Regions from separate parts of the Homo sapiens genome. Here all the other regions are linked to region 2. The links are chromatin loops, found by intact Hi-C in ENCODE. Cell type or tissue: A673. All regions are shown on one strand.

The links. Peaks named below come from ENCODE experiments on the same cell type or tissue, not always from the same donor. Only the 100,000 strongest peaks of a DNase experiment are listed, where the experiment ranks them.
Region 1: a loop joins it to region 2, with 5 times the contacts of the local background. A loop is called at or near these places in 2 of 110 quality-filtered maps.
Region 3: it touches region 2 in a loop (5-fold over the local background); 2 of 110 quality-filtered maps call a loop at or near these places.

What each region holds. Positions count from the first base shown.
Region 1 is chr12:44,886,333-44,894,332 of GRCh38, reverse strand. It overlaps a transcript of NELL2 not described here. Among named protein-coding and RNA genes, the nearest start is that of NELL2, 14 kb to the right of the region's middle. In A673, no CTCF peak of the experiment used is centred here; DNase peaks (open chromatin) are centred at 2,512, 4,302, 4,922 and 7,512; H3K27ac peaks cover 6,825 bases.
Region 2 is chr12:44,313,052-44,321,051 of GRCh38, reverse strand. All of the region lies in intron 6 of TMEM117 (transmembrane protein 117), which reads right to left. It overlaps LOC124902922 (a long non-coding RNA gene), which reads right to left. Exons shown (of 2, transcript XR_007063281.1): 1 at 1-8,000. Among named protein-coding and RNA genes, the nearest start is that of TMEM117, 480 kb to the right of the region's middle. In A673, a CTCF peak has its summit at 3,326 (motif pointing left); a DNase peak (open chromatin) is centred at 3,301.
Region 3 is chr12:44,869,705-44,877,704 of GRCh38, reverse strand. NELL2 (neural EGFL like 2) reads left to right here and starts at 1,390. Exons shown (of 20, transcript NM_001145108.2): 1 at 1,390-1,890; 2 at 2,352-2,480. The coding sequence starts at 1,836. RefSeq lists enhancers at 266-765, 766-1,267. In A673, CTCF peaks have their summits at 919, 3,380 and 3,582; DNase peaks (open chromatin) are centred at 974, 1,364, 2,004, 3,614 and 1 weaker place; H3K4me3 peaks cover 6,313 bases; H3K27ac peaks cover 4,932 bases.

The sequences.
Region 1 (8,000 bases), 570 kb before region 2:
TTGTTAATAGAACAAAACATAGATGTATGTTATCCCCTGAGAGTAACATTGTCATCAAGCCAACCTAGATAAGTTAACAAGCAGGAAAACAAGCTCAACTATTGATATACATAATGTTCATTCAAAGTGTGTGTAAAGTAATTTAATACAGGGACTTGCTATTTGCTTTATAACTTTTTGTTTTTTATGATTATGGATGACTAAACTTATGAGCATAATTAACAATTCTCCATTTTAATCTCCTAAATACAAACTTTCATTGAACAATGTGTAGAATTTCTCTATTTTTTTCCTGTTAGATTTGTTCTAAGTAGATGTGTTGAAATGCAGTTTTAGGTCTGTTGAGTTTGTATGTCTTTTTCGTTTATTTTTCTAGAATTTAATTTTATTATACTTTATAAACATAAATTTAAAAATCTTTAATCTGTTGATTCACAATGGATTAGGGATTTAAAAAGAATTAGTCTGTTGCCACAGATGGTTTGGGAAAGCACTTCTGTAGGCCAAGTTTAGGATTTTGGATACTGTCCTAAGGGCAGGAAGAAAATTCTTCAGTGATAGCTCTTATTCTCATTATTTAGGATGCTACATGGACATTCAAAATTAGAAGGCTTGGGGCACCCCATCCGTCATGCTTGCTTCGGTACTGGGCACAGGAACACAGCTAACATCAAATCCTATAGTCAGTCTGGTTTAAGACAGAACAGGTGCCTGCTCGGCAGTTACTCCTGATATGCAATGAGGAAGCCACTAACTCTCCCTCTACCCTCTCTGAGTGGTAAAGAGATACCAAGCAGATCCCAGAAATACTTAATTTAGCTGTGTTTAAAATAATGCTAACACTTGTTAGTTAAGTGAGGACTGATCCTATATGTGAAATTATTATTGGCAAAATCATGATTATGTGATTATACATATATTTCTAAATATGTTAAGGGTTAATTTGGCTATGTTTTATTTAGAATAATAAAATTTCAGAATTGAAAATGACTTGATGTATTAACTTTATATCTGATAGAGAAAATTGGAGAGAAAACTGAGGCTCAAAGGGTTCTATAGAAAGAACTGATTAAGAATTTGGGTGTTGGAGTCAGAGATTGGAGTTCTGCTGCCACAAACCAGGAAATTCCTGGGTCTGCCAGAGGCAGGAAGAGGCAAGTGAGGATCCTTCTCTAGGGGCTTCACAGGGAGCATGATTCTACCATTACCTGATTTCAGACTTCTAACCTCCAGAATTGTAAGATAATAAATTTCTGTTGGGTTAAGCCACCCAGTTTGTGGAAATTTGTTATGGCAGCCCTAGGAAATGACTATGTGGACTGATAGAGTATTGTGAATCACAGTTTCTTTGGTATGTGAATTTCCAAATGAGTTTAAATAACATCCTCTGTAGGATTATGATTTTTTTTAATAGTTTGGATCTTGGGATCAGATTGTTAAAATAAATGCAAAGCTCAATTGTGCTCCTTACTGATGTTGAATTGTGCTCCTTACTAATGTTGAATTTGGTTTCTTTTTTTTTTTTTTTTTTTTTTGAGACAGAGTCTCGCTCTGTCGCCCAGCCTGGAGTGCAGTGGTGCGATCTCGGCTCACTGCAAGCTCCGCCTCCCGGGTTCACGCCATTCTCCTGCCTCAGCCTCCCGAGTAGCTGGGAGTACAGGCGCCCACCACCACTCCTGGCTAATGTTTTTGTATTTTTAGTAGAGATGGGGTTTCATCATGTTAGCCAGAATGGTCTTGATCTCCTGACCTCGTGATCTGCCTGCCTCGGCCTCCCAAAGTGCTGGGATTACAGGCATGAGCCACTGCGCCCAGCCCTGGTTTCTTCATCAGTAATAGTTTGATAAGAAGAAGATTTACCTTATAGGGCTATTTTTGATGATTGTTTAAAGGAAATGATCCATGAAAACTTTTAAGCACAGAGCTTGAAAGCTGGTAAGCACTTTATATGGGTTAGATATTATTATGATAATCATGATGCTAGTAGCATGGTGGTGGTGATGGAGAAGATTCTTTGACCTGCCCAGTTGGACAGTAACAGAATTGGAAGTAGAAGCCTGGGATGCTGTCTGTCACTCTGATGGCATTTCTACCTCTACTCAAGTCATCCCAGTAAACTGTTCACTCTTGCACCTTCATATATTGATCTTCACATAATGATTTCATTTTCAAATGCTCATATCTTTAAAAAGATGTAAGGAAATTCTACTCCCAACCATGCACATATTCTCTCAGCTGGGTGACAGCCTCTCAACTTCACCAGATGTCTTGCCCAGTGTGAAACAATCACCAGGCTTAGAAAGGAAACCATAGCACCATGAATATACTGTTGGAATAGGCTCATTTCATTACTGTGATGTGTTTGAAAACAAGTCCTCAGTCTTTAAATTATAGGCTACTTTACTCATACAGTTGATAAATATATTTGCATAATTAGCAAAACATATTGTTCTGAGATCCTCTCAAGGCAGGGGATGGAACCATATTCTACCCAATTAAATAAGAGGAGAGAGAGGAAATTCCATTTCAACTTGATTAAACAAATATGCATGCATTGAGCTCCAATTTTCTGCCTGATGTCATGCTTGGCCCTTAATCATATGACTAAGGTAGACTCAAGCTCTGTTCTTACAGTAGAGCTTTCAGTCTAGTGGGAAAGGTAGAAAAATCCCTTTTCTATACAGAATCATGACCCACAGGAGGAAAAAAAATCAGTGTTACAAATAAAGAGAAAAAATTTAAAGAGAATAACATCTAATCACTTTAAAAATTAAGAATGAACAAAAATTCAATAATACAACAATGACAATAACATGGAAGATCTTAACTTGTAAGGAACATGGCCCCATTGGGTCCGAGCTCCAGCAGTGGTAGTTTCTGAGCCGAGAGCAGAGGACCCTTTATGGGGACATCCTGCAGAAGAACTACAAGAACATTATTAGAAGGTGCATATTGCATGTGAATCTGCTAGGGATTGGAGTGTGGATAATTTTAGCAAGATCTGCTCCCATGGCCTTAGGTATCATCACTGGTATAGTCCAGACCTCTCTTCTGGGTGCCAGTCTATTTGAAATTGTTATTTGGATAGCTGGTAGGCCTAGTAAACTCAAAAAGCTGTAGCCATAATGGCAGGGCATGGAGAACAAGTATGGTGTCCTCTGAGTGAAGAACACCTCAGAAGGGGGCAGATGACCAAATAGTAGGGGTTAATTTGGACACCAGTAGCATATCTTAACCTGGAGGGGCAGCGATAGAGAAGGTGCCTTTTCCACTACTAGTAGTCATAATGAAATGTATGAACCCTGCTGGGTGCGGTGGCTTACGCCTGTAGTCCTAGAACTTGGGGATGCCGAGGCGGGTGGATCACCTGAGGTCAGGAGTTCAAGACCAGCCTTGCTAACATGATGAAACCCTGTCTCTACAGAAATACAGAAATTAGCCTGGCATGATGGCGGGTGCCTGTAATCCCAGCTACTCAGGAGGCTGGGGTGAGAGAATCGCTTGAACCCAGGAGGTGGAGATTGCGGTGAGCCAAGATGCCACCATTGTACTCCAGCCTGGGTGACAGAGTGAGACTCTGTATCAAAAAAAATAAAATAAAATAAAATAAAAAAATAAAGAAAATAAAGAAAAATAAATGTGTGAACCCTTGGGGGCAATGATATGGGGGGAGAAAATTTTGAACTGGTTTTAAACTGGAGGTGACCTGAAAAAAACATAGACGTGATTGACTAAGCCTGGAATTCACTAGATTAAGTTTTCTAACAACTTTTAAAGGAGACAGCTATAGAGAAGGGGTTTAGAGAATGAACTCTGGAGTCACCTCCACAAATACCTCTTGAATAAATGAATAAAGTTGGAGAACAAGGCTTAAGAGCTACTCTGAAATTAATTAGTTGCGTGATTTTGAACAAATTACTTGACTTGTCTGTGTCGTGGTTTGCAAAATGAGAACTTTACATGCTTTTCTATTATATGATCCTAAATGATGGCCAGTCTTCCCGGCAAGTCCTGTACTTAGCGCTGTGAATACTAAGAGTCAGCCTGTATAGGGAAAGGATAAGGATGACCTGAACAGCACCTGTGCCACTCCCACATTTATTTTCTTGCTCACTCAGCAGCTCTTTCTTTATGTTTGCATTCTCAGCTCCAGCCTTTGGCCAAGACTGTCAAGCTGGAGATAGAGGGAGGCTCTAGCAGAGTGACGGAACTCTAGGGGCATTTATTCCTGTCAGAGGACTAAATGATACATGTGAACAGACACTTTGGCTGAACTAATGCTGAATCTGGATCCCTGCCAGCCTTTTTAGATACTAACATAAGCTTATCCCTGTTCTCAAGACATGCATTTGGGAAACCCGGCCTAAGATTTCCATCTAGCAACTACATGTTCATCAAAAAGAAGATTCTAATGGCAGTAGCTGAGCACTAGCAATAATTATGTGATGAGTCAGGAAAGATTTTGAATTATTGCATCCTGAGGACTGAACTTAATAAATTTTCTTTAAGGTGTGGACTACGTATAGCCTTAGAAAAAGAGAATTATTTTTGACGGTAGCAGAGGCAGAATAAAATAAAAATCTCCCTTTGAAAATGGAATTTTTAATGACTGCTATATTTATTGTTTATGGATTTAAGTTTACAGGCTGAAGAGAAAAAAATCTGATATAAGTAAAGCCGATTTCTGGATATCACTAAGAATATTCTGGTATTTAGCCTTTCACGTTAACAGTCACTTGTCCCCTAATGATAGGCAAAGCCCTATCTTTTAATAGAAAACCTTAAACAGGACCAGAAGCCAGCTCACCGGCTGGGTCCATGTGGATGCTTCATTCTATTCAGATGAACATTAAGTACCGTAGTGTATTGAAAAAGCAGCCAATGCTCACTCTGCTTGTCTATTGGCAGTTAAAAATAAGGGCTGCATGGTGGGATAAGCTTTTGAACTGATGACTCATGGCTCTTGAAGACTAATGCATATGATAAGCCAGTAAGTCAGTCCTGTGCCCGGAATGCTGTATATATTTTTCTAACCAGTAAAGGTCACTAGTGCTATTTGGTAAACCTTATTCACATTTTCAGTTCTCTTACAGTGCTGTTTGGTAAACCTTATTTACATTTCCAGTTCTCTTTTCCTTGCCTATTCCTATGGTCTGATTTAAATTACCATTATTTGGCCTCACAAAGAGGGAGTGATAAAAATAGGCCAATCCTGATGTGGCATAGTTTAAGGTCACAACAACAGGAAGAACTGGCATTCATGTACAGCATGGCAATGTAGACTTGACCCCCAGCAGTCCTTGGGTAGATAGGCATTAGTTATTATGCAACTCTGATAACAGGTGCAGGGAATTTGTGTCTGGCTTAGGAAAGCAGGGACAGGGACTCGACCCCAGAGCTCCTAAGTTCCAAACTCCTTTCTTTTTACTATGTTGCTTTTAGAACTGTGTTTGAAGCAATACTTCTCTTATTTATTTATTTATTTTTTTTTTATTTTATGGCAGTTGTATCATGATTCCACATTCACACAACATTCTTTGGTGAATACGAAGAATGTTGACTAAAACCTAATCCCCTCCCATGTTCCAAATAGGTCATCTCTTATACTTCCTATTGTCGACACGTGAATAAGAATATGATTTGTATGGAAAGCCACCTTTGCTATAAAATTATTTTATCCCGCTTACTATTCCTTTTTATATCATACCTAATCATTCCCAGTTTGATATATTGCTTCTTAATTTTAATTTTTTTTCTTTATTTTTAGGTTTTACAGTTTGTTGATGTACAGTTATTCATTATAGTCTCTAATCATTCTTTGCATTTCTGTTGTCTAATTTGTTATGTCCCCTTTTTCATTTCCGATTTTATTTATTTGGGTCTTCTCTCTTTTTTTCTTAGTCCAGGTGAAGGTTTGTCAAATAGTTTAACTTTCAAAAAAAAAAAAAAAACCAACTGTTCATTCATCACAGAATTAGATAAAATCCTAAATTTATTTAGAACCACGAAAGACCTCAAATAGCTAAAGTAATCCTTAGCCGAAAGAACAAAACCAAAGGCATCACAATACCTGACTTTAAAATTTGCTACAAAGCTATAGTAACCAAATCAGCATGATACTGGCATAAAAACAGATACATAGACCAATGGAACAAAGTAGTGGACCCAGATATAGATTCACACATTTTGAGCCAATTCATCTTCAACAAAGGTGCCAAGAACATACAATGGGGAAAAGACAGTCTTCAATGAGTGGTTCTGGGAAAATTGGGTAAACATATGCAGAAGATTGAAACTAGTCTGCTATCTCTCACCATACACAAAAATCAAATCATATCAAAATGGATTAAAGGCTTAACTCTAATACTGAAACTATGAAACTACTAGAAGAAAACATTAGGCCAATGCTCCAGGATATTGGTCTCAGCAAAGAGTTTTTGTGTAAGACCTCAAAAGCACAGAGAACCAAAGCAAAATTAGACAAATGGGATTGCATCAAGCTAAAAATCTTCTGCACAGCAAAGGAAACAATCAACAAAACGAAAGAGACAACCCACAAAGTGGGAGAAAATATTTGCAAAGTACCCACCTGACAAGGGATTAATAACCAGAATATAAGGAGCTCAAACAACTCAATAGCAAAACAACAACAACAAAAACAACAACAACAACAACACACACACACACACACACACAATAATCCCCCCAAACCCCAAATAATTTGATTAAAAAATGGGTAAAAATCTGAACAGACATTTCTCAAAAGAAGACACACACATGACCAATAGGTATATGAAAAAAATGCTCAACATCACTAATCACCAGATAAATGCAAAATTCTGATGAGATTGGTGTCTCCCCCCAGTTAAAACGGCTTTTATAAAAAAGACAGGCAATAATGGATGCTAGTGAGGATATGGAGAAAGGGGAACCCTTGTATACTCTTGGTGGAAATGTAAATTACTACGGCCACTTTTGAGAAAAGTATGGAGGCTTCTCAAAAAACCAAAAATAAGGGCCAGATGCAGTAGCTCACACCTGTAATCCCAGCACTTTGGAAGGCCGAGGCAGGAAGTTCGCTTAAGCCCAGGAGTTCGAGACCAGCCGGTGGAATATAGTGAAATCTCATTGCTAAAACAAGCAAACAAACAAACAAAAACTAAAAAAGAGCTGCCATATGATACAGCAATTCCACTACTGGCTATTTATCCAAGAGAAAGGAAATCAATATATCAAAAAGGCATACGCACTCCCATGCTCATTCAGCACTATTCACAGTAGCCAAACTACGAATCAAACTAAGTGTCTATCACTGGATGAATGGATGAAGAAAAGGTAGTATATGTACACATGCAATAATATTCAGTAAATAGGAGGTAATTATGTGAAGTAGAATCAGCCAAACACAAAAAGATTAATATCGCATGTTGTCACTCATATATGGGAGCTAAAAAAAAATAGATCTCATAAAGACAGAGATTATATTGTTGCTTATCAGAGGCTGGGAAGTTTAGCGGGGAGGGGAGGATGAAGAGAAGTTGATTAATGGTACAAATATATGATTGGACACAAGAAATAAGACTTAGTGTTAACATAGATCAGTAGGGTGACTATAGTTTACAATAATCTATTGCACATTTCAAAATAGCTAGAAGAGAATAATTTGGATGGTTCTAACATAAAGAAAATGCAAATATTTAAGATGATGGATATTCCAATACACTTATTTGATCTTTACAAATTATATGAGTGTATTAAATTATCTCATATACCTCAAAACTATGTACATCTATTATGTATTAATTTTAAAAAAGTGCAAAAAATAAATATTTTGCCTATCTTTTTTAATTGAATTTTTTGGTCCTACTGAATTATAAGAGTTATTTATATAATCTGAATACAAGTCCTTTAATATTTTGTCCTATTTTATTGCTTGACTTTTAATTTTCTTGATGGTATCTTTCAAAAAGCTAGAAGTTTTTAATTTTGATGAAGTATAA
Region 2 (8,000 bases):
TACATTGATCCGAAATTCTAAAGAAATGAAAAAATAAAATTGCTCCCAGTTGAGAATACTCTAAAATCTTTTCTTTAAAATGTGAATATTGAGTCCCAATGACCTGAAAGGAACTAGTTTAGGTGCTGGTCTAAATTCAGCCAACATCTGTTGAATATTCTCTGTGTCTGACGTGAACTATTCTAGGCAATTCTTACAACTTTTTAGTAAAACAATTAAATACATCCAAACAAATTTAAATGGAAGAGTAAAATAACTCTAATCGAAATATTTAAAAATTGCCATGAACAAATAATAAAAGAAGCACTAAAGTTTATTTGAGAGAGGCAGATGAGACTTCACAGAGAGGACAGCATATAAGCTGAGGGTTGGATGGCTGAGGGCAGTGAAGCACGCACACTGGGGAGATGCCCTTGTATTGCACATGCAAAGGTCTGTACTATTTTAAAAAGGCAGAATTCGGTAATCAACAAGTATTTCAAAATTTAATAGAGTGTAAAATGCAAGAGGTGGGGGTAGGAGAGGGAAGGTGGTGATAATGACCAGGAAGAGAAGGTCAGAAGCTAGGCATGAGCTAGATGATAAAAGGCCTTGTATAGATGACATGCAAATGAATTATTATTTAAAGAATTTTGAAGATAAGATTTTGGTGTTAAAAAGATTACTTTGGAATAATGGAGTAAGACCAAAAGAAGAGAAAGGGCTTTGTACTAATATAGGCAAAAGTTGATGGTAACATGAACTGTAAGGTATAGGTGATAAGAGTCTAAAGGAGGGGCAGATTCAAAAGATATTTGGCAAGAAGAATATATAGGCATGATGGCTGACTGGAAGATAAGTAGGAAAGAGAAATCTTGGATTTTTAAAAGGTTTTTTGGTGTGAGTGACTGGATAGATAACTGTTTGAAGGGTTGATGATAGCTTGGTTTTAGACATGATGAACCAGAGATGCCCACGTAAACATCCAGGTGGATAGAGCTGGTTGCCAGTTAGATATCCAGGTCTGAAATTCAGCAGAAGTCTTAGGGCTTGAGGAAGATTTGAGAAAGACTAGCCTATTGGGAGGCTGTTAGGCCATGGCAGTGAACAGAACTGCCTTAAAAAATAACTTGGATGAGAAGATAAGGAAACACAGGGCAGAATCACAGAGTATGTATAATGGACAGCTAGAGGAAGGAAATTTGACAAACTGGACTGGAAAGAAAGAGACATATAGTTAGGTTTTGAGCCAAGAAAAAAAATAGGTAATTTTATGAAAACCAAAGAATGAATTTTAAATATTGAATTAACTGGTAGTCAGAAGACAAAGTGAATGCAGCCACCAGATCTTATTTCTACACTCATTTAATAAATGTAAGAACTTAGCACTTTTGTATTTACGTCATCAGAAAATGCATTATTTTTCTTCCAAGACAGCGGATTAGAAGCTTGCAGTGTGTCTTAGCCACTTGGAAACAGCAAAATCATACATTTTAATTCAAATGCATGAATTTTAATTCAAAAGGGAAAACGGGAACCCATTAAGACAGTGAAGGACGTCCCAGACCCCAGGGAGGAGAAGGTGGGCAAGCAGCCCCTGGGAAGGCATTTGGTAAATAAAAGTGAGTGAAGACCCAGAACAGGGGGTGGGCAGAGAGCCTCCCTCTGTGAGTCACTTTTCCAATGGGGATCCATGCAACCCAGGACAAGAAAGAGCATTTTGTTTCTCCCAAGCCTTGGGACTAGCTTGGGGTGAGGCTTGGGGACATTGAGAGGAAAAGATACCAGGAATTCCTGCAGGCATTTTCCCAGACTCAGGATGGAGAGCAGGATGCCATTTTTAATCCAGGTGCATACAAAGTCAGTAATTCTTTGACAACCCAGCAGCATGGCCATGCAGGCATTATAGTCTTGGATCAGAGATTGCAGAGCTTGCTCTGGTGCTGAGTAGAGGCCTCCATAGCCAGAATTGAATGGTGCGTGTGGACAGTGCCCCAGTTGTAGGTGCTGGAATTGTGCTCCCCGTGTGTAGTTCTAGGGTGAGAGGGAAGCTGCTACAGCGACAGTTTCTCTTGAGCAATGAGACTTGTAGCCAGGCCTAGCTTGGCCACCTGGAAATGGCCTGTGTGTGACCTTGCTGGGAGCTCCATCCTGCTCACCTGAGATCATGGTGCAGGGGACACTCTCTGCTCCATGCCTAGGCAGATTTCCAGGCATTTGGAGCACCCACTTACATGAATTTGCATCCTGAGTCATCCCACCCTCTCTGTGCCTAGATTGTGGTGCAGCAGAGACCTCTCTGCTCCATGCCTAGGCAGTCAGAGCACCCACTCTCCTGGATCAGTAGGCTGAGCTGCCCCACCCTTCCTGTGCATAGACTGGGATGCAGTGGGGTCCTCTCTGCTCCATACCCTGGCAGATTTCTGGCCATTGAGAACACCTGCTCTTCTGGATTACCAGCCTGAGCCACCCCACCTTTCCTGTGCATAAATTGGCTTGTAGCAGGATTCTCTCCACTTCATGCCCAGGCAAATCTCCATGCAGATGGAGCACCCTGTTGCCTGGATCAGCAACCTTAGCCACCCTACCTTTCCTGTGGATAGATTAGGGTGTAGCAGGGCCCTCTCTGCTACACATCCAGGCAGAACTCCAGGTATTCAGAGCACCTACTCTCCTGGACTAGTAGCCTGAGCCATCTCACCTTAACGTACATAGATTAGAGTGTAGCAGGGCCTCTTCTGTTCCACGCATGCAGGCAGATCTCCAGACAATCAGAGCACTTCCTATCATGGACCAGCAGCCTGAGTCTCCCACCCCTCCTGTGCATAGATTGTGATGTAACAGGACCCTCTCCACTCCATGCTTAGGCATATCTCCAGGCATCTGAAGTACCCCCTTGCCTGGGTCAGTGGCCTGAGTTGCCCCACACTTTCTGTGGAGAGACTGTGGTGCAGTACGGCCCCCTATGCTACATGCCCAGGAAGATCTCCAGGTGCATCCACTCTACTGGATTAGGAGTTCGGGCCGTCACCCCTCCCCATGCAGAGAACTTAGGGCCAAGCAGGTTACCAAGCTCCATGCCTAGACATACCTCTGGGCGCTAGGTGGCCACGCATTAGGTGCTGGTGCTAGTACCTGCCATTGAGTGGCTGTAGGTGAGCCTGCCCAGTCCAGGCCCTACTCTCTTGGTTCCCTCATGTGGTGGTGAGTAGGGAGCTAAGACCACTGTGCACTAAACAGTTCAGCCCATTGCCTGCAGCATCAGAGACCTCCCAGTAAACAAGGTTGAAATATATACCCGTTCACGTTGGCCAGAGCTGACTTTTACCCATAAGTGCCATCTACTGGCCTGTAGGTAGAACCACACAGTCCAACATAAAACCAGCTGACAGAAGTGCATAGGGCTATAGAAGCAAAGCCAAGGCCAGGCTGGTGGATCACCTGAGGTCAGGAGTTCGAGACTAGCCTGGCCAACATGGTGAAATCCTGTCTCTACTAAAAATACAAAAAATTAGTCAGGTGTAGTGGCAGGCACCTGTAATCCCACCTACTTGGGAGGCTGAGGCAGGAGGATTGCTTGAACCCTGGAGGCAGAGGTTTCAGTAAGCTGAGATTGCGCCATTTGCACTCCAGCCTGGGCAACAAGTGTGAAACTTTGTCTCAAAAACAAAAACAAAAACAAAAAAATGAAGCAAAGCCAAAAGACCCTAGCCAACATTCTTTACAGTTACACCCACTAGGGAGAAAAACAAAGAAAAATTAAAAAAAAAAACATATATATATATATAATAGGGAAAGAAAGGGGAAAATCCTATTCACATGAAAATATTAATAATTACAAAAATTAGAAGTGCCAGTGTCTCCAGATGAGAAAGAACCAGTGCAACTTTTCTCATACCATGAAAAATCTGAATATTGTGACTCCACCAAAGGATCACACTAGATCTCCAGCAATGGTCCCTGACTAAAACAGACACTCAGAAATGACGGATTAAGAATGCAAAGCTTGGATTGCAAGGAGGCTCAACAAGATTCAAGACAAGGATGAAAGCCAAAAAAAAAAAAAAAAAGAAAAAGAAAAAGAAATTTCTGAAGAAATCCAGGAAATGAAGAAGGAGATAAACATCTTTAAAGAAAATCAGTCAGAGCTTCCAGGATTGAAAAATTCAATTAAAGAATTTCAAAATACAATTGAAGGTTTTATCAATATACTACACCAAACAGAAAAAGAATTACAGAGCTAGAAGACTAGTCTTTTGAATTAATCAAGTCAGACTAAAATAAAGAAAAAAAATTTTAATGAACAAAGTCTGAAAAATATGGGATTATGTAAAGCAAACAAATTTATAAATTACTGGCATTCCTGAGAGAGGAGGAGAAAAAGTAAACAATCTGGAAAACATATTTGAAGCAATAGTACAAAGAGTGTCCCTAGTATTTTTAAAGAGGTAGACACCCAGGAACAAGAAATCCAGAGAACACCTGTGAGATACCATACAAAAAGAACATCATCAAGGCATATAGTCATTAAACTGCCCAAGGACAATGCTAAAGAAAAAATCTTAAAGGCAGCTAGAGAAAAAGTTCAGACCATGCACAAATGGAATCCCATCAATTTAAAAGCATATGTCTCAGCTGAAATATTACAAGCCAGAAGAGATTGGGGGCCTATTTTCAGCATCCTTAAGGGAAAGAAATTTCAACCAAGAATTCCATATCCCATCAAACTAAGCTTTATAAGCAAAGTAAAAATACAATGTTTTCCAGACACCCCCAACAATAAAAAAACGCTAAGAGAATGTATCTCCATTAGACCAGGCTTAAAAGAGGTCCTTAAGGGAATTTTAAAAATGGAAACAAAATAACAATACCTGCTACCACAAAAATACATGTAAGTCTATAGTTCACAGACCCTATAGAGCAATTATATAACAGGAACTACAAAGCAACCAGTTAATAATTTCACCATAGGATTAAAACCACACATGACAATATTAACCTTGAGTGAAAATAGTCTAAATGCTTCACTAAGAAGACACAGAGAGTGGTAAACTGGATTAAAAAGTCTGTCTCCTGTCTTCCAGAGACCCCTCTCACAGGAAATGACACTTACAGGCTCAAAGTAAAGAACTGGAGAAAGAAAGATCTATCATGAAAATGGAAAACAAAAAAGAACAGGGGTTGCTATTTTTATATCATTGCTATTTTTATATCAGATAAAACAGACTTTAAGCCAGCAATAATAAAATAGGAAAAAGAAGGACATTATATAATGATGAAAGGTTCAATTCAACAAGAAGATTTAATAATCCTAAGTATATGTGCACCCAACATCGGAGCACCCACATTAATAATACAAATACTCCTATATCTATGAAAAGCCTTAGCCCACCACACAATAGTGCTCAGCCATAAAGCAAGTCTCAACAGATTAGAAAAAATAGAAATCATACCCACCATATGCTCTGACCACAGTGGAATACAAATAAAATCAAAACCAAGAAGGTATCTGAAAACCACACAATTACTTGGAAATTAAACTACTTTTCTCTGAACAATTTTTGGGTAAACAATGAATTTAAGGCAGAAAGTAAAAAATTCTTTGAAAGAAACGAACAGTCAACACAACATAGCAAAATCTCTTGGATGAAGCAAAAACAGTGTTGACAGGAAAATTTATAGCTCTAAACATCTACTTCAAGAAGTTAGGAAGATCTCAAATTTACAGTTTGGTATCACATCTAGAGGAACTAGAAAACTAAGAATAAACTAACTCCAAAGCTAGCAGAAGAAAAGAAATTATTAAAATAAGAGCAGAATTGAATGAAATTCAGACCCCAAAATCCATACAAAGCATCAATGAACCCAAAAGTTGGCTCTCTGAAAGACGAAACAAGACAGATAGACTGCTAGCTAGATTAACAAATAAAAGAGAAGATCCAAAAAAGTGCAATTTGAAACAACAAAGGTGATATTACAACCAATTCCACAGAAACACAAAAGATTCTCAGAGAATATTATGAACACCTCTATGCACACAAACTAGAAACTCTAGAAGAAATGGATAAATTCCTGGAAACACACAAGCCCCAACAGTGAATCAGGAAGAAATTGAAACATTGAACATACCAATACCCAGTTACAAAATTGAATTAGTCAAAAAAACCTACATACAAAAAAGCTCTGGATCAGATGGATTCACAGCTGAATTTTACTACATGTACAGAGAAGAGCTCGTACTAATTCTATTGAAACTATTTCAAAAAATGGAGGAGGATGGGCTCCTGCCTAACTCATACTATGAAGCTAGTATCACCCTGATACCATAAACTGATAAAGGCACAATGTAAAAAGAAAACTAGCCTGTAGTCCCAGCTACTCAGGAGGCTGAGGCAGGAGAATCCCTTGAACCCAGGAGGCGGAGGTTGCAGTGAGCTGAAATTGCGCCACTGCACTCCAACCTTGGCGACAGAGTGAGACTTTGTCTTAAAAAAAAAAAAAAAAAGAAGAAGAAACTACAGGCCAATATCCCTGATAAACATAGACACAAAAATCCTCAAAAAAAGAAAAAAAACTGCCAAATGAAATCCAGCAGCATATCAAAAAGTTAAGTCACCACAATCAAGTAGGCTTTATTCCTGAGATGCCAGTTGGTTCAACACACAAAACTAAATAAATGTGATTCACCACAAAACCAGAATTAAAAACCAAAACTGTATGATCATCTTAATAGAAGTATAAAAGGCTTTTGATAAAATCCAACCTCCCTTCATTATAAAACCTCAACAAATAAGCCCTTGAAGGAACATACATCAAAAAAATAAGAGTCATCTATAAAAAATCTACAGTCAACATCATTCTGACTGGGCAAAAGCTGGAAGTATTCCCCATGAGAACTGGAACAAGACAAGGATCCTGTTACCAACCCTATTCAACATAGTGTTGGAAGTCCTAGCCAGAGCAATCAGGCAAGAGAAAGAATAAAACGCATCAATAGGAAAAGAGCAAGTCAAACTATCTCAGTTTTGCAGACAATATGATTCTATGCCTAGAAAACCCTAAAGCCTCTGCCAAAGGCTCCTAGACCAGATAAACAACTTTAGTAAAGTTTCAGGACACAAAATCAGCATATAAAAATCAGTACCATTTCTATACACCAAAGAGGTTCAAGCTGAGAGCCAAATCAAGGACATAATCTCACTTACAATACCCACCCACACAAAAAAGTACCTAGGAATACAACCAACTAAGGATATAAAATATCTCTACAAGGAGAACTACAAAACACTGCTGAAAAAAATCAGAGATGACACAAATGGAAAAACATTCCATGCTCATAGACTGAAAGAATTAATGTCATTAAAACGTCCATACTGCTCAAAGTAATCTGCAGATTCAACACTATTCCTTCAAACTATCAATGTCTTTTTTCACAGAATTATAAAAAATTATTCTAAAACTCATATTGAACCAAAAGAGAGCCTGAATAGCCAAAGCAATGCTAAGCAAAAAGAACAAAGCCAGAGGCATCACACTACCTGACTTCAAACTACACTACATGGCTACAGTAATCAAAACAGCATGATATTGGTACAAAAACAGACAGACAGAATAATAGATCTGAAAAGTGAACCCAGAAACAAGCTGCACACCTACAGCCATCTGACCTTTGACAAAGTCAACAAAAATAAGCAATAAGGAAAGAACTCCATATGTAATAAATGGTGCTGAGATAACTGGATAGTCATATGCAGAAGAATGAAACTGTCCCCCTACTTTTCACCATATAGAAAAACTAACTCAAGATGGGATTAAAGATTTAAATGTAAAATCTCAAGCTATAAAAATCATAAAAGAAAACCTAGAAAATAACATTGTAGATAACAGGATTGGCAAAGAACTTATGACTAAGTCCTCAAAAGCAACTGCAACAAAGCCAAAAATTGACAAGTGAGACCTAATTAAATAAAGAGCTTTCGTACAGCAAAATGAAAAGCAGAGTAAACAGACAGCTCACAGTA
Region 3 (8,000 bases), 560 kb before region 2:
TAAGGGCAGATCTAAAAATACCTCTTTCCCTATAGTATAATATAGTATATGTATTCCACTATATGATAATATCTATAACTATATATCTATAGATAAAATGTATATTATACTCCTGCCTTGCAGGGGGCTCAGACTACCCAGTAGGCATTTTGGTAACTGTAGCTGTTAGTATCCAGTTGGAGAATTCAGTACCCACATGTTTGCATGGAAGGTTAAGAAACCCAATTGATCTTTGTACAGATTAATACCATAATGGTTTTTTAAACTCTTAACTTTTCCAAAATGAAAGTGGAATGCCATTCCTCAAAATTTACCTAAAAATTTTAGGGCTATGTTCAAAAAATATTATGTACCATTGATCTTGAACATACATGTGCCTGCTGAAAAATGGATCTCAAAGGACACCACTTTTATGGTCCCGGACATATGTGGTGAAGGGCAGGTAGAGCCTGCATGAGTGTGGTCAACAGTGGGATGGCTCTTCTCTCTCGCCTGGGCTCCATCTCCTCCCTCTGCTTATTTACGTATTTATTTATTTCTCTCTCTCTCTCTCTCTCTAACCATCTCCTCTATGTAGGTAGATATTTCGGCGTGAACAGACGCCCTGGCTCAGTTCCCCTTGCCTTCTGCTGTATGCTGGTCCCAGAGAGCCCGAGTCCGGGTCTCCACGCTTTATTTGGCAGGGGGCGCGCGGGTTCCGGAGCTGTCCAGCACCTCCTGGCCAAGTTCTCTGCGCTCTCCGCGCCCGGGAAGCTCTCCGCGCCGGGGAAGCTCTCCAGCGCCCCGCCCCCGGCAGGGAACCTCTCCACCAGGACACCCGGGGCTTCCCAGGCTCGCCATCCGTCCCCACCAGTCTCTACCTACTTTGCCCAGCTCCACCTCGGCAGTGCAGCGTGTTTTGGTGGCCTTCCTCCGCACGCCCTGGAGGGGGAGTGCCCTGCACCCCGGGGCTGCTCCGGAGCCCAGTGCACGAGTGCACATGGGCTTCCCTCCTTTGCTTAAAGGGCAGGCGAGCGCTACTCGCTCCAGCCTTGCCTCCTGCAGCTGGGTGGTCTTTTTTCTCTCCTGTCTTTCAAGACACGCGCCCGAAATCGAGGGGTGAGAGCAAAGACCGCCCATCAACTTAGCACCTTGGATTTAGAGCTTTCAATCCCGAAAGGAGGTTGGCATTGCCCGGGTCATCGAGAGAGGGAGGGAGAAGAGCTGAGGCTGCAACGGCTCCTGGGCTCCCTAGACCGGGTTTGGCATCCAGGAGACCGTGCGGGAGACCGACGCTGAGCGCCGGCCTCGCCCTCGGCGGCCCCTCCCTCCTCCTTACCCCGCCTCCCCCGGCCCGCCCCTCCCTCCCCGGAGGAGCAGTCTCTCCGCGCGTCTCCCGGAGCTTTCTCCATTGTCTCTGCCTTTACAACAGGTTCGGGCGGCGGGGAAGACGGGGGGGTGCGGGGCCGCCCCAGCCCGGGCTTTCTTGGGGCCGCCCCCCTTCTACCGGGTGTGCGAGTCTTTGGCTGCTTTTATTCGGCTCGGGAGCTAATTCCCCGACGGAGCCGCGCCGGGGCGAGTCCGACCCCTCCCTCCGGGCCCCCTCCGGGCCGCGCTGCCGCCTCGGCCCTGCGTGTGGGAATGATGTGCGCATTGGAGGGTCTAAGTTCTTCACGCGCCTGGGGAGGCCTCCCTTTTCTTTCTTAGGCAACCAAAGCGTATTAATCCTACTGATCAGTAAATCCGAGGCAGCAGCAGGAGAGACAAACGTTATTTTCCCGCTTGATTCCAAGAACCTCTTCGATTTTTATTTTTATTTTTAAAGAGGGAGACGATGGACTGAGCTGATCCGCACCATGGAGTCTCGGGTCTTACTGAGAACATTCTGTTTGATCTTCGGTCTCGGAGCAGGTGAGTGGCCGCAGAGCTGGGGCTGGGGAAAGGGATGGCTCCCGCCTCGGGGCAGCATGGGCTGGCTGGGGAAGCCTCGCTTTTCCCGGACCCAAAGTAGGTCTGGAGTGGGAAGCTTGGAGTAAGGGGGCGGGTTTGGATATGGATTTTTTTTTTTTCTGTGCTTGCCTTGGAGACCGCGAGGCGGATCACGCCCCTAGTCCAGGGTCGGAGGGCTGAGGGGGAACTTTGCAGAGAGAAGGGTTTAAAGGAGGTCATGGAAACGGGACTGGGTGCTCCGCTATTTAAAGCTTGGCTGCTGATCTCAGGTAAGGCTCTCGGCGGAGGAGGAGGCAGTCGCCTCTCATCTTCAGTTCCCAATATTGTCGCGAAAACGCGGTTCTTTGCTGCCCTGGAGGAAGAGACTTGCATTTTGATGGAGCTTTTCCTTTTTCTCTCTCCCACCTCATACCCCTCACCAGTTTGGGGGCTTGGTGTGGACCCTTCCCTACAGATTGACGTCTTAACAGAGTTAGAACTTGGGGAGTCCACGACCGGAGTGCGTCAGGTCCCGGGGCTGCATAATGGGACGAAAGCCTTTCTCTTTCAAGGTATGCCCGGCGTGCTGCATCCCCACTGTGATTTCAGTTCCGATAACCCCGGCAGGAGTTGCTCTTGCCGCTTGTCCTAACTTTGTATTGCCTCATGGATGACAGTACTTTAGCTGAGGTGTAGAAGGGCCAGTGTGAGACACATATCCCTATCTCTTTTAAGTGGTTTTTTCTCCCCTGCCTCACCCTTCTCCTTCGTACTTTGTACTCTTGCCAGTTCTAATGGATAGTCCCTTAATTACTGAGCAGAAACTCCTATGGCAGATGGTTGATTTTAGAATCTGGGGAACAATGAATTATAACACAAACGCCTCGTTTGGGTGAAATTGATTTAGGTAGGAAAAAGGATAGCTTAATCTTAGTTAAGACACTGATCTCTGAAAGTTTCAGGTACGATGGTGCCCTGCTTGGAGGAATTGTTTTATGGGGGTAGCTTTCTGGAAAAATTAATGCCTCTGAATATTTTTACTTACTGCATATCACAGTCGCAGTATATTTGAGGCAAAATTTATCTTTGAAAGACCCTCATTCTTCCTTCATCCACCAATAACAAGAGAAAGGGAATAATGGTCTCAAAAGTATTTTGGAAAGATTTCAAGTAAATGTTAATCTAGAAGTGTATCTCATATTATCATTAATTGTGTACTTACGATTTTACAACTTTTTTTTGAAGTCAATGGATATTGGCTGGGCACAAATGTCTACATCTCAAATTATATTTAAATGTGTTGTGCAGTCAGAAGCAAATTCCAATGCAGCAAACCTTCAACTTTGATTAGAGCTTTTGAGGATTGCTTGTTTGTGGAAAGTTGCCGTAATAAGAGCTTCTAAAAGGTAGCTAAACGTGTACAGACAGACTAGATTCATGTATGGTGAAGAATACATGAAGGCAAAAGAGAATGGAGTTTGGTTTAACATATCTAATGGACTAAAGCTTCTTGCCCTACCTCACCCAGATTTTTGTTGTTGTTGTTGTTATTTTGGTGCCATGGCTTTGAAAGTGCAATTCATAATTACTAAAGAGTTGGATATGCAAAAGGAAACCACTTCGGAAAATATGCTACCAAGAAATAGAAATAAAATAAAACTTGAGTGTTTCTGTAGTGGTGTTGTTGCCTGATATAGCCAGTATGTGTCACCATGGACACTAAAACCAAAGCTTAGAGTTGGGAAAGGAGGAAATTCACATGTGTTACATTTACTTAAAACAAGTTTGCTCTTATAAAAAATTAAAATGCAATTTTCTGGCTTAAAAATTATTGTTTAAATTTTATGTTTAAGTTAATTTTTTATTGTAACAAATATTTATGGTAATGTTTTATTCACTTAAGGGTCTTTTATAAGAGGGTGGGGCTTGGATATTGAATCCTTTAAAAACAATGACCAAATATAATAAAGAAGATAAGGCTACATTGTCAGCAGAATTTCACACAGTTGAATAGAAGTGTCAGTAGGGTTAACCTTCTGTTTTTTTTTTTTTGTTGTTGTTGTTTTGTATTGTGTTGTTTTTATCTCTGATTTTTAATCCCTATGAACTGGAAACAAAGTTATTTCAGGACTGCCAATTCGAGTAACTGGAAAGCTTTATGGAATCTAAAGCTCCTAATAAACAAATGGTATTGTAGTGCTCTTAAAATTTACAAAGCTCCTTTAAATTTTATTAGTATTCTACCTAGTTTCCTCTGAAGAGTGTCTGATCTGTCACAAATAGAAACCTTCAGGACTGTGCATTTTATATTCTGATGCTAGAAAATTAAACCATTTTTAGGAAATAGTCTCAGGAATCGATAACTTTTCCTGGTTAATTAAAAATGTTTAGTTATTCATTTTTATTTAAATTGTCAAATTCTTCAAGGTAGGTGTTCAAAATACATAAGGCATATAAAATGTTTTGTTTGAATTGTCCATAGTAACTAGATATCCATGTACATTGATGAATTGGTTGTTTTTCCTTCCTTGTTGATGCCGAGCTCAATATTTAGACAGAGTAAATGCCTAACAAATATGGTTTATGAGATTTGAAGGTGTAAAATTTCATTTTCTGCCAAATTATGGACTTTATTTAATATAACCAATCAATCAGCAAGTATTTCCTGCATGCCATGTTCTCAGTAGGCATATATTACTGATGTATTGATTATGCTCTTGTGATTTCTTTTATTCTAAGATTCGGATTATGAAATTGACAAAAGGTGGCCCTTTGGCCATGCATGGAATTTCGCATTACCTTGGCAAGGTCTTTGCTAATAGCATTTGGAAACTTGTTAAGAAGTCAGTTCCGAGTCTTGCTGCTTCATTGAGATTTCCTTTGGCTTTAGAGAGAAAAAAATATACAGACTGAAGATTTTATAGATTCTATTTACAGTGAGTTGAGGGTGCTGCAGATATTTTGTACGGTATATACATATACACTATACATAGTCATAGCAGGAATAGTAACAAATTACAAAATCCGTGAGATGCTCTCAGGTTTCATATGAACCTATCATATAAGTTTCTTTGTGCTATCAGATATGTTCTAAATAGATGGAAGAGATTTTTGGACCATCAAATTTTTCCTGCAGTAATGTAACCATCTTCTTCTGTCTTTTAGCTTTAAAATAAAGAAATCTCAACATATACTTTCCCAGTGATTTTTGCTCATTTAATATTGCTTTTCCTTGTGCCAGTTTTTCTCCTTAGTGGATTTTGAGATGCATGCAATTCAATACCTTTTGAAACTCGTAAATTTATTATTATCTATACCTAATAAAAACAAATGGAAATATATTTTAAAGTCATATGTTTTAAAAATAATAATAGCAACTATAGTATCACTAAAATGGTTTTGTTGTTGTTGAAATTTGATTTATAGTTGTTTTGGAAATTCAAGTAATAAGATGCTAAATTAGATTACACCTTAATAAATATGGCTTTTGATCTTTGCCAATTACCATAATTTTCAAAAAAGGAATCCAGGCAATTTTCTAGTCATTTCTAGCTATAATCTGACTTGCAGCCACAAAAATACACTTATTATGCTTTTAAAAATTAGAGGAGTGAATGTAGACAATAAAAAGACCTATGAAAGGTTATAAAGGGTTCTACTTTCTAAAATCTAGGAAGTATTCCCCAAGATAATGATCATAATAATGTTTTTTTCCTCTCTGTACATGAGGGATCAGGAATGAGAGTATACAGAAGCACCATTCTAGGACTTTCTAGCAATGTTAGCATGATTTTTAGATCTTTGATTTTAACAATTAATCTGGCCAGGTTCCCAAAGTAGATAATTTCCTCTGTTGGTTTAATACAATTTCTTCTGAAGTGTTAACAGATTTTATAATCTCATTAATCCATAGAAGAGAAGTGGATAAAATCAAAGCATGTTTTTTTTACAAGTTGTTAAGTTGAAAATAAGCTTAGTAGTTATTTGTAAAAAACTTTAAGGTTTTAAAGGGAAAAAAAGGTCGTACGTCTCCTCTTATGCCAGTGTTACGCAGAGTGAAATAGGCATTTGGTAATAGACCATGGACTTTAGTAGGCAAAGGTAACTGCATTGAGGAAATCGAGGTGGCACTAATTTGTCTTCAGTATGATGGTTGGTGAGCATCTGTGGACTTTGAAGTGATGGCTGTTGGTGCCCAAATAGTGTGGAATAACACAGTGTTTAAGAGATGCACTTAGAAACAAGATAGACTGAGGTGGAATTTCATTAGTTGTTTTACTGTGGTGAAGTTACTTAATTTCTCTAAGCTCCAGTACCCTCAATTATAAAATGATCATTGTTATGACAATTAAGCGAGTTACTTTCATTCTTTCAAATAAGTTATTTTTGGGAAACTAGCATACTGCTAGGTGTTAGGCACATAACAAATGAAGACGTTAGAACTTAACTTTGATTTCATAGTGTCTTAAAAATAGCCGTTGAACAATTACATAGTTACAGACCTAATCACCATTAAGATAAATTATATGAAGAAAAACTGAAGATATAATGGGAATCTATATTTTAGTTAGGGGAGTCTCAGGCTCAGGGAAACCATCTTTGAAGAATAGTCATTTAAGCTGATAGTTGAAGGATATGTAAGAGTAGTCCAAAGAAGAGAAGCTATGGGGATAGGCAAAGGGACTAGTGTGTGAGCAAGGTTCTGAGCATGGGATGAATGTGCATTTGAGAACGTGGAGGAAGTCTAGAGAAGTAGAAACATAGGGCATGTGATATGAAATAAAGTATATGAGGAAAGCAGGAACCAGGTTACATGGTAGGCTATACTAATAGAGCAGAATTGAAAATTTATCATTATGGAAATATATATTATGGTGGGCAGAATAATGGTCCTGCATAGATGTTCATGTCTTAATTCTTGGAACCAAACAATAGGTTACGTTATACAGCAAGGGGAAGTTAAGTTTGCTCATCAGCTGACTTTAAGATTAGGAGGCTATCATAGGTTATCTGGGTGAGCCCTGTGTAATCAGAAGAATCTTTTGAAATGGGGAGAAGGAAGCAGAATAGTCAGTGTAGAGTGATGTGATATGAGAAAAACTAGTCTGGCCACTGGTGGCTTTAAAGGTGATAGTGGGCCACAAGCCAAGGACTGCAGGCAGTTTTTAGATGCTGAAAAAGGCAAGAAAATGAGTTTTCTCTTACAGCCTCCAGAAGGAATGTAGTGCTACTGATACCTTGATTTTAGACCAATGAGACTCATTTTGGACTTCTGATCTCCAGAACTGTGAGATAATAGATTTGTGTTGATTTAAGTCACTAAGTTTGTGGTGATTTGTTTGAGCAGCAATAGGAAACGAATACAAATTTTCCTGCATGGAAGTGTGGTGCTGGTGTAAGAAATACCTAAAAAATATGGAAGTGGCTTTGGAACTGGGCAATGGGCAGATGCTGGATGAATTTTTAGGAGCATGATAGAAAAAGCCTAGATTGCCTTAAATAGACTTTCAGTAGAAATATGGTTATTGGTGACTCTATTATTGAGGACTTAGAAGAAAGTGAAGAGCATGGTAGAGAGAAAATCTAAATCACCTCTGAATATTCCTAAATTATCATAAGCGAGCATTGGTTAGGTATAGACATTGAAGGAACTGCCATTGAGGGCTCAGATGGATATAAAGAATTTTTATTATAAACTGAAGGAAAGGGGACCCTTCTTACACAGTGGCAGAAAACTTAGCTGAATTGTACCCTGTGGTTATGTGGAAAGCAAAACTTGTAAACAATGAACTTAGATTTTAGCTAAGGTGATTTGTAAGCAACAAAAGTGTTGAAGGTGCACTCTGGCTTTTTCTTGCTGTTTGTAGTAACGTGAGAGGAGAGAGAGAGATTTAGGGAATAATTGTTGAGCAAAACATATTCATAACTTGATATTTGAGAAATTATCAACCTATTCAGATTCCAAAACATGTTAAAATAGGATATTCACTGTTAGGAATACCTAGTCTGAAAAGAAAGCCAAGGATGTGACTAGAAAATATTTTGCTAGTGCCTCAGAAATATCAAAAGGTCAGAGTATTCAGTTACATTGA